3 separate regions of the Homo sapiens genome follow, and regions 1 and 2 are each linked to region 3. Evidence: chromatin contacts called from ENCODE Hi-C or POLR2A ChIA-PET data. All regions are on one chromosome and are shown on one strand. The core of a region is the stretch at or near the end of the contact, and the rest is flanking DNA. Distances in the headings are between cores, read along the strand shown. Region 1 holds the start of ZNF850 (zinc finger protein 850). Region 2 holds the start of ZNF790 (zinc finger protein 790). Region 3 holds the start of U2AF1L4 (U2 small nuclear RNA auxiliary factor 1 like 4).

Region 1 (3,037 bases), core at 353-2,852, 1.0 Mb after region 3:
GAAAGCTCTCCCCAGCGGAGGGACCCAAAAGAGGGTTGCCAACTAGGAGGCTGAATCTGGGGGGGTTTATTAACTGGGAAGGGGAGGAACGTGGGCTGTCTTGAAGAAAGCACTACCCAGCTTGGCCCTGGGACCTTAGCCCGGGACCAATCCCAGGCTGAAGTGAAAGTTTGGCCCAGGACCAATCAGGGGCTGAAGTGAAAGTTTGGCCCGGGACCAATCAGGGGCTGAAGTGAAAGTTTGGCCCGGGACCAATCAGGAGCTGAAGTGAAAGTTTGGCCCGGGACCAATTAGGGGCTGAAGTGAAAGTTTGGCCCGGGACCAATCAGGAGCTGAAGTGAAAGTTTGGGCCGGGACCAATCAGGAGCTGAAGTGAAAGTTTGGCCCGGGACCAATCAGGGGCTGAAGTGAAAGCTTGGCCCGGGACCAATGAGGGGGTGAAGTTATGATTCAAAGAGGCCGCGCTCACAGTCTAAAGCATGTCCAAAAAAGGAAAGTGGCCGCCGGAACCTGTTAGTCCAAGCTGCACCGTTTCGTAAGCCCCCACCATTTCACAGACCCTGGTCAGAGGGAAACATTCCACCCGGGTTTGGGCTGTGCGAAACATCCTTCCCAACCGCCTGACTTCCTTATCACATCCTGCTGGGCAAAAGCCCAAGAAACATCCTTATCAACTTTCTCCCAGGCAACAAGCCATACCGCCCAGACCCCTCCTGCCCAGGCCTGTAATTACCCCAGCCTGGAAGCGGCAGTGGGCTCTGGCATTTAGTTGGTCCCCGCCATAGAGCCGCCAACTCTCTCTCTTTCTTTAACCCTCGCCTTCCCTTCAAAATCTAACAGAGCCCACCGTGTACATGCCCACAAAAGAAGCGACTATTTCGTGGAAGCCCGCTGGTCACACAAAGGACAAAGGCGTTTCTATGTTGGGCCTCGGTCCCTTATCAGTGCAGCTGAGGAATGTCTTCAGGACAACCCCCCTGTGGAGTTTTCCTTATGTATGCCTGCAGCCTGATTTTTCAGGCTGTTTCTCTGTTTAAAGGACTTTTACCAAGGTCCCACCCTAACTGCCTAAAGAGTTTTTTCTCTCAAGGGGACACACAAAGTCCCAATCGCACACATGCCTCCGCATATCCACTTACCCACTGCCTCACAGCCAATCACACTCTCCTCTCTCACATACACCAAGGGGCCACACAAGTTGCACTTGCACAGCCACAGACCTGCAACTCACGCACACAAGGTACTGCACAGACACGCAAAGTCACACACCCACCCCGGGACACGCAGTCCAACCACACAGTCACCGGTTCTTCACATCCGCACGCACAACGAGGGTCGTCCAGGACACACACACCCACTCCGGGCGCGCACAGTCACAAGCGCCCACCTGATCACCCAGAGTCAGCACCACACAGCCACAGTCACAGACCACGGAGACCCACGGCAGCCATCGCGATCACACACGCAAACTCCTCTCCTCAGCCCTCCACACACAAAAGGACCGGAGCCGGATTCCTCACCCTCAGCATTCTCTGGTTCCGCTCGGGGCCAGCCTAGCCAAGTTCCTCAGGACTCCAAGGCGCGGCGGCAGCTAAATCGGCACAGCAAACGGTCCCGCCACCTGGCTAAGAGGAAGCCAAAATCTCGCGAGACGTGGCGTCGGCCTGCGGGATCCTCTGGGAAATGTAGTCCAGAGCCCGACTGCGGGCTTCCCTATGCCTCTCATTTCCAAGCCTGGCTTGTTTCCTTTTACCGCTCCTCTCCAACGAGGATCGCAGAGCCCTCATGCCGAGCGGCTCGCTATGGGGCCGGCTCGCCCGCTAGAGTGGTCAGGCCTGATTATCCCTGGCAGCTCTGTTATCTGGGGTAAGACACAGGAAAACGTGCTTCCGGTTCTCGGCGGAAGTAGCCCCGAACGGTAGAACCGATGGGAAATGTAGTCCAGGGCAGAAAAGCGGTCAACCCAGCCACGATGCGAGCCAAAGGATTCTTGGCTCCAAGCCTGGTCCTGGCTGTTAGTTTGGAACTCATGCACCCAGATGCTAACTCGCCCTCAGAATGCAGAGGGGATGAAACACTGACCGGACAATTCAATCTGTATATGGGTGAGTCCAGGGCTCAGTCTGCATTGCGCGGAAAATGAAGGTGAAGGTGGAGGTGGGACCTGATGGTCTCGTCCCGGATAGGGTTGAAGAAGTGGGAGAAAAGGAATCAAAATCGTGGATGGGATAAGATTGTGCGCGAATGCTCTCTGGGAGCGGATCGTGGCCGACGAGGGCCCGAAGATGCTGCCTTGTGATCGCAGGTGTGAGTGGAAGCTGTGTGAGTGTCAATGTGAGTTGCCTGTTTGGGAGACCAGCATTGTATTTTTGTATCAGGTAGTAACCTTGGAGCCAGGTATTTGTAAAATTATGATAAGAGGGCATCATTCTGGAGCATCGATTTTATTTGGAGGTTGACAGGAGAGGGAAAAAAACCCCTAATATCTGATAAACAACATAAATAGATTTTTATGTTAAAGTAGTTATATTTATTACGGTCTAGAATGCAAATCCAACATGGCTTTTAAAGCAAGAAAGATTTTTTTTATACAAAGTCAAAGGTATTATTTTTATACACTTACTACAAAACATACAAATAGTATACCAAGCCTAAGAATATAAAGAGTCTAGCTTTAATTAATTGAATGTAAATTTAAAAACAAGCATCTAATAAGTAGTCCTTTTCACACATCGAAAAGCCAATTTCGGAATTTTTTTAAAAACTCAAATTACAAAGTAACAAATATCTGGTGTCTTAGTAACTTGAAGATCAGTACTAATGATTAAGCCAGCTTATATGCTAATATGATACATGAAAAAGCCTGTATTTCACAAATAGCAAACCACTAAAACTTTAATTTTCCACAGAAGCCATTGTTTCACACCAATAATTATGTTAAAGATCAAGACAGGCTAAAAGTTTTTAATGAGCACTGAATCCATTAAAACTTGGCAAATTTTTCCACGAAGGTAGAATTTTAATTTCTGTTTAAACC
Region 2 (3,064 bases), core at 333-2,832, 1.1 Mb after region 3:
AGGCAACATCCGGGAAGATTGTGACCCCATAGTTATCAGCCTATGAGGAACCAGGGGAGGAACCTGTGCACTAGGGGATAAATTGCTTGTTGAAACTGTTGGGTGTGCCTATCAGACACTGATCTTGCAAGACCATCATTAAAAGTCTCACTTTTGCTGTTCTCCGGGTCTCTGAGTCCATTCTTTGGGACGGGTAAGTTTGTTTCTCACACTCAAGAAATCATCTTTCACTATCCCACGCTATCTCTCCAAAACTGACTTGAATCCAACCAGAATAAATGTCAATCCAACCTTGTATTTATATTTATCTACTATAAGAAGTCCCAGAATTTCTAGTCAACTGTCTTTTCGGACATTGTATACCATCAAGTCTCATTTGTCCCCTTTTCTCATTCTTCCCAACTTTCAACACTTTTCCTGTATGCCTTCATAATGGAATTCATAATTCATTAACAACCAACTCCTCTTTTATCTTCAACCACTTCCTTGAACACGCCCTAACATTCTGAGTCTAACAGAAACTAGGCTGTATCTGGAGGACTCTGCAGCCCTCTCAACATTTCCCCAGCTACAGCCTCTTACCAGTGGGTCTGAAAATGGAACAGATGGCCGGCCTCCTTGTTGTTCACTACCTTCAGACCTTTCTTCCTCCCTCCACAAACTCTAGTTTTGAATTTCCTGCCATGAGATTGTATATAACTCACCACATCTCACTTTTGTTGACCTCTACCAAACACAGGGTATTTTCCCCCTATATCTGAAATCTTCAGCTCATGGTTTACTCTCTGCAGCGCGATTACCCTTTTCTATTTTTTTTAATTCTTGCATTTTTAACTACACCCACACAGATGAGCCTTGTTTACTTACCCTTGCCTGGACTTTTCCCCCCTCTCGTGGCTCATTTCCAACAACATGTTGATGGGTGGTTGTTCCCCAGCCGTCTTCCCCAGCCCTCTACCCCAACCTGCTGCTCCATTTCTCTGCTCTAATTTACGGAGAAACTCTTGAACTATGTTGTCTACACTGTGTCCCATTCTTCTCCCCTCCTTCTAGGTTGCCCCCACTCCAATCCAGCTACGGGCCAGCACAAAAACTGCTCCCCACACATTCACGAAGGACTATGCCTGTCACTCAACGCAAAGCTCAATTCTTTGTTTTTGGCCCCATAGCGGCTGCTATCACCACCTTTACGAACGTGGTCACGCACAACGCGACGCAGTCATAATCACGTACATACAGTCACATTTAAATAGTCCATTAGGGTCACACACAGCGCCTGTCAACGTCGTGTGCGCGTGCGCGCACACACACACACACACACACATACACACACACACACACAAGCTCCCGTCGCGGCCCCAGCTCCTGCATCAATTTCACTCTCGCATCCACTGCTCCCATCGCGATCGCTCGCCCCCACGCTCCCTCGCCGGCAAAGCCACCAACTCCAAAGACATTAGCACCTCACTCCCCTCAGCCCCGGCCTCGGGCCCTCCGGAGTCATTCGGCTTCTGTGTCTCGGAATCACTCACCCGGCCCTGCGGTCCCTTGATGGTGGAAGGTTCCGCGATCTTTCTATTAACCCTAAAGGGACAGAGGGCTGACAGGAAGTTGCCCGGGGAACGGTGCACTCTGGGAAATGTAGTCCGGAGCCTGGGCCGTCTTTAACTGCCCCGGACACCGCGGTCACCATTAACGGACCCTGCATTTGAGCCCCATCCCCTCGCTGGGCAAAGACCATCGCCCACACACCGCTCACATCTGCTGCCGAGAGCTTCCAGAATTCCAGGCCGCGTTTAGGAAGCTTCAGCGGAGGCATGCAGGCTGCCCTACCTCTGCAAAAGGCTCCCAGCCCTGGGAACAGGACAGTAAGCCCAGGCCATCTTAGGCTGGAAGTAACCTTGGTCCCGACGGCCCTGGGAAATGTAGTCCAGAGCCTGGAACACTGCAGAAATGCCCCGGGGGGATGGTGCGATGGTTTTCAGTAGGAGCTCGCTGCGTGGGCCTCTGACCTATGTGGCATGGCGGGAAAGTCCTACAAGACTGTGCCAAGCGAGTGGCGAGTCTGTCCCGTCTCTGCCCGAGCCTCGGCCCGGCTGGGTGGACACCTCTTGTCCCACAAGTACCAGCCTGGGATAGAACGAAGGGGAAACGATCCATGGGACACAGCTACATGCCCAGCCCTATAGGGGTACCCTGTCTGGGAATCCATGAGAACTCTTCCTAATACCTTATTCCCATCCTCCAATCGCCCTTAAAGTGTTTGGTTTCAATTAATGTTTATAGTAACATTAGTACTGTTTTGTAAATTCCATTCATGCCATTCTTTTTGCTGAAGTACACACTTGCCAGTTTTCATTTGCTTCTCTTTTAGATGTACATCATTTCAATCTACATCTAAACTTTCTGACAGAGGAGTAATTTTTTTCAGTACTTTCAAACTTATCAGGTAACTAAAATAGTTGTTTCTTTTTTTATTGTGAAACAGAAAATACTTGAAGTGCATAAAATGTGTAAGTTCAGTATAACTCCACACAAGTGTTGGTATCTCAAGAACAAATGCCCATTCTATGTGATCATTTCTCTTTTTGTTTGTTTGTTTGTTGTTTTTTTTGAGACAGGGTCTGGCTTTGTCACCCAGGCTGGAGTACAGTGGCACGATCTAGGCTCTCTGCAACCTCTGCCTCCCTGGCTCAAGTGATCCTCCCACCTCAGCCTCCAGAATAGCTGGGACTACAGGTGTGTGCCATCACACTCAGCTAATTTTTATAGAGACAGGGTCTCGCCATGTTGGCCAGGCTGGTCTCGAACTCCTGGGCTCAAGTGATCCTCCCAAGTAGGCCTCACAAAGTACTGGCATTACAGGCATGAGTCACTGCACATAACCTGTGTGATCATTTCTGATACCCAGCTCCAGCTCCAGCTGATCTTTAGGGTATTAATAATATCTTGGCTCTTTAATAGTTTTAATCTCTCAGCTGGACGCGGTGGCTCACGCCTGTAATCCCAGCACTTTGGGAGGCTGAGGAGGGTGGATCACCTGAGGTCAGGAGTTCGAGACCAG
Region 3 (2,948 bases), core at 53-2,552:
GGCCCGCTCTCCATCCTCCTCCCTCCGGAACTGCAGGAAATGTCAGTCAGGGTCAGCAGGAGAACTCAGAGATCTTCAGGGGACTCACTACCCGCTCTGGGGCTGGACTGGATTTAGTGATGAAATTCAAGCTGAGAGCCTACAGTGGCCACCATCAGGCATTGAAACGCCTCCACTTCTGGGCCCTAAGTGGGGGGCAGCAAGCACCTTGACATAGACGTTGCCCACGAGGTGGTCCCCAAGGTTGTCGCACACATTCATCTCTTCAATCTCCCCATACTTCTCCTGCAGTTCTGTGAACACCTCCTGTGGAAGACGGGGAGGAACTCAGCTGAGCTCCCACAAGAAACCCCATCTGCCCCTACCAACCCTCACCTCGAAGAAGCTATCATAGTGCTCCTGCACCTCCACGTCACTCACATGACCTGGGGTGGGGGCGGGCAGGGTGGAATCAGAGTGTAGCCTACTGGGGGCTGTTCACCTTGCCCCCAGGCCTGGTCCCTTACTCACAGTGTGATCCGTCTGCAGTTTGGGCTGTGTTCTGTGGATTCCGGTACAGGTTGAGCAGCACTATGGTCTGCACAGAATTTAAAAGGGGCGGGGCCTGAGCTCAGAGGGCAGGGCTGCATGAACAGAGAGTGAGGCATGAAGGTTGGGGGTGGAACCTTACACCCCAGCCTAAGCATCATGAGTGCATCGGCGATCCTTTGCCCCTAAGAAACCAGAAAAGGGATGGAGGGGACTGGCAAGGATGAACAGCGGGATGGAAGGGACTGGCAAAGATGAACAGCCGCCGTGTGTAGCCTGTACGCATGGGGGCGCGACCAAGTTCCCGGGAAAACGGCACGAAGACCGGTGGGAGGAGCCTGCAGAAAGGTCCAATGAGAAAAAAAGCCGGGCGGTGGGGAGGGACTCAGGAACCCGGAATAGGCGGGACATGGTGACGACGGCCCCAGAAGGGGAAGGGCCAGGGAGCCGTTAACCCCCGAGGCTCCGTGCCGGGTCTCACCTGGCTGAATGTCGGCTTGTTGTGAAGCCGGGAGCACCGGTCCCCGTGCCGGCAGACCCCGATCTTAAAGTAAAAAGAGCAGTTAACCCTGGAAAAGGTGCAAAGACAAAGGTGAACCGAGGGCCGGGGAAGCTGGGCACCCCAGAAACACCGCCCCACCACCCAGGACCCCAGTACCCCGGCCCCGACCCCCCGAGAGTCCACTCCCAGCGCCCGTTCTCACTTGTCCTTCTCAGTCCCGAATATCGAAGCTAAATATTCAGCCATTTTTACCCAAGCCCTCCAGGTCTGGCTGCTCTTACGTCACTTCCGTTGCTTAGGAGCACTGGGAAGTGTAGTTCGTTGCCCTCTCCAGGCGCTTACCAAGCGCTCGGAAACGCCCCAGGGCGCTTGCGCGTGGGAGGCGCGCGCCCTCCCCATAGACTCCCCGGTAGGAGTTCTTTTAACAGCGCATGCGTGCAGTGTTGCCTCGCCCAAAGAAGACTACAATCTCCAGGGAAACCTGGGGCGTCTCGCGCAAACGTCCATAACTGAAAGTAGCTAAGGCACCCCAGCCGGAGGAAGTGAGCTCTCCTGGTGAGTTGGGGGTCGTTTCGCCCACCCTAGTAAATATAAAGAGCTCTTTAATCCAGCCAGCTTACTAGTGGGGGTGGGGATGCCCTGCTTTCAGCAAACCGACCTTTACATTTATCTCTGATTTGTTCTAATAGGGGCGTGGTTGTTCGTGATCCTTGCATCTGTTACTTAGGGTCAAGGCTTGGGTCTTGCCCCGCAGACCCTTGGGACGACCCGGCCCCAGCGCAGCTATGAACCTGGAGCGAGTGTCCAATGAGGAGAAATTGAACCTGTGCCGGAAGTACTACCTGGGTAAGGCAGATCGCTAGGGTCCCAGGAGAAGAGAGGGGACTGGACTAGAGCACCCGAGGGAAGAGGGCCTCGGGGCCTGGATTCTTAAGTCTAAGAGATGAAGGACCTGCGAACGCCGACTCCTGGATTTGAGTGGGGAGGGCCTGGGTCCTGAGGAATGAGGAAGCTGGGGCCTCAATTTCTGGATCCCAAGAGAGGAGGGGGATTGAGGGCCTGGACTCTTGGGTCCTGTGAAAGAGATGGTTGAGGAATCAGATTCCTGGATCCCAAAGAGGAGCCAGATTCCTGAGTCCCTGACAACAGAAATCTCCATTTGAACTTGGGTGTGGGAGAGTTTCTTCCAAATAGATCTCGGTGGGAGTTGGAGAAGATCTTCATTGCCTTATGAGGTTTTGGGGTTTGTTTGTTTGTTTTTCTTTCTCCCTAGGGGGGTTTGCTTTCCTGCCTTTTCTCTGGTTGGTCAACATCTTCTGGTTCTTCCGAGAGGCCTTCCTTGTCCCAGCCTACACAGAACAGAGCCAAATCAAAGGCTGTGAGTCTAGAGCACAGAGGAGGGAGGCCAGTGGCAGGGGAGAGGGGGAAGCGGGGAATCTTGGTGGGAAGGGACAATGGAGGATCCAAAATGTTGGGGCTCTGGGTGAGAAGGGAAGGCTGGTCTAGGGAAGTCTGGAGAGCAGCCGGAGGCCAACCCTTCCAGCTTCTGTTTCCCATGACAGATGTCTGGCGCTCAGCTGTGGGCTTCCTCTTCTGGGTGATAGTGCTCACCTCCTGGATCACCATCTTCCAGATCTACCGGCCCCGCTGGGGTGCCCTTGGGGACTACCTCTCCTTCACCATACCCCTGGGCACCCCCTGACAACTTCTGCACATACTGGGGCCCTGCTTATTCTCCCAGGACAGGCTCCTTAAAGCAGAGGAGCCTGTCCTGGGAGCCCCTTCTCAAACTCCTAAGACTTGTTTTCATGTCCCACGTTCTCTGCTGACATCCCCCAATAAAGGACCCTAACTTTCGATACTGACTTCCTGGGATCTTTTAGAGGTTGAGGCATAAATGATTATTAATATTTAAAAA

The links. A loop is a pair of places that touch in the nucleus more often than their neighbours do. ChIA-PET counts read pairs that join two places held with the same protein, here RNA polymerase II (POLR2A). Pooled maps may share reads with other maps.
Region 1: a pooled map shows a loop between it and region 3 (15-fold over the local background). The contact joins the promoter of ZNF850 here to the promoter of U2AF1L4 in region 3. A Hi-C loop is called at or near these places in 2 of 37 single-sample maps with no recorded cell type and 8 of 50 pooled maps.
Region 2: a loop to region 3 is called in a map of CD8-positive, alpha-beta T cell, with 9 times the contacts of the local background. The contact joins the promoter of ZNF790 here to the promoter of U2AF1L4 in region 3. A Hi-C loop is called at or near these places in 1 of 168 maps with a recorded cell type or tissue (CD8-positive, alpha-beta T cell) and 5 of 50 pooled maps. POLR2A ChIA-PET finds 5 or more read pairs at or near these places in 1 of 52 experiments (activated CD4-positive, alpha-beta T cell).

The regions. Positions count from the first base shown.
Region 1 is chr19:36,771,205-36,774,241 of GRCh38, forward strand. It overlaps ZNF850 (zinc finger protein 850), which reads right to left and starts at 1,603. Exons shown (of 5, transcript NM_001193552.2): 1 at 1,521-1,603. LOC728485 (a long non-coding RNA gene) reads left to right here and starts at 1,949. Exons shown (of 2, transcript NR_164117.1): 1 at 1,949-2,305. RefSeq lists a silencer at 1,143-1,437 and enhancers at 1,424-1,563, 1,704-1,863.
Region 2 is chr19:36,836,805-36,839,868 of GRCh38, forward strand. It overlaps ZNF790 (zinc finger protein 790), which reads right to left and starts at 1,583. Exons shown (of 5, transcript NM_206894.4): 1 at 1,533-1,583.
Region 3 is chr19:35,744,116-35,747,063 of GRCh38, forward strand. U2AF1L4 (U2 small nuclear RNA auxiliary factor 1 like 4) reads right to left here and starts at 1,303. Exons shown (of 6, transcript NM_001040425.3): 1 at 1,233-1,303; 2 at 1,010-1,097; 3 at 208-306; 4 at 1-30. The coding sequence starts at 1,276. It overlaps PSENEN (presenilin enhancer, gamma-secretase subunit), which reads left to right and starts at 1,536. Exons shown (of 4, transcript NM_172341.4): 1 at 1,536-1,585; 2 at 1,720-1,876; 3 at 2,304-2,408; 4 at 2,593-2,948. The coding sequence starts at 1,816. The coding sequence ends at 2,732. RefSeq lists a silencer at 1-15.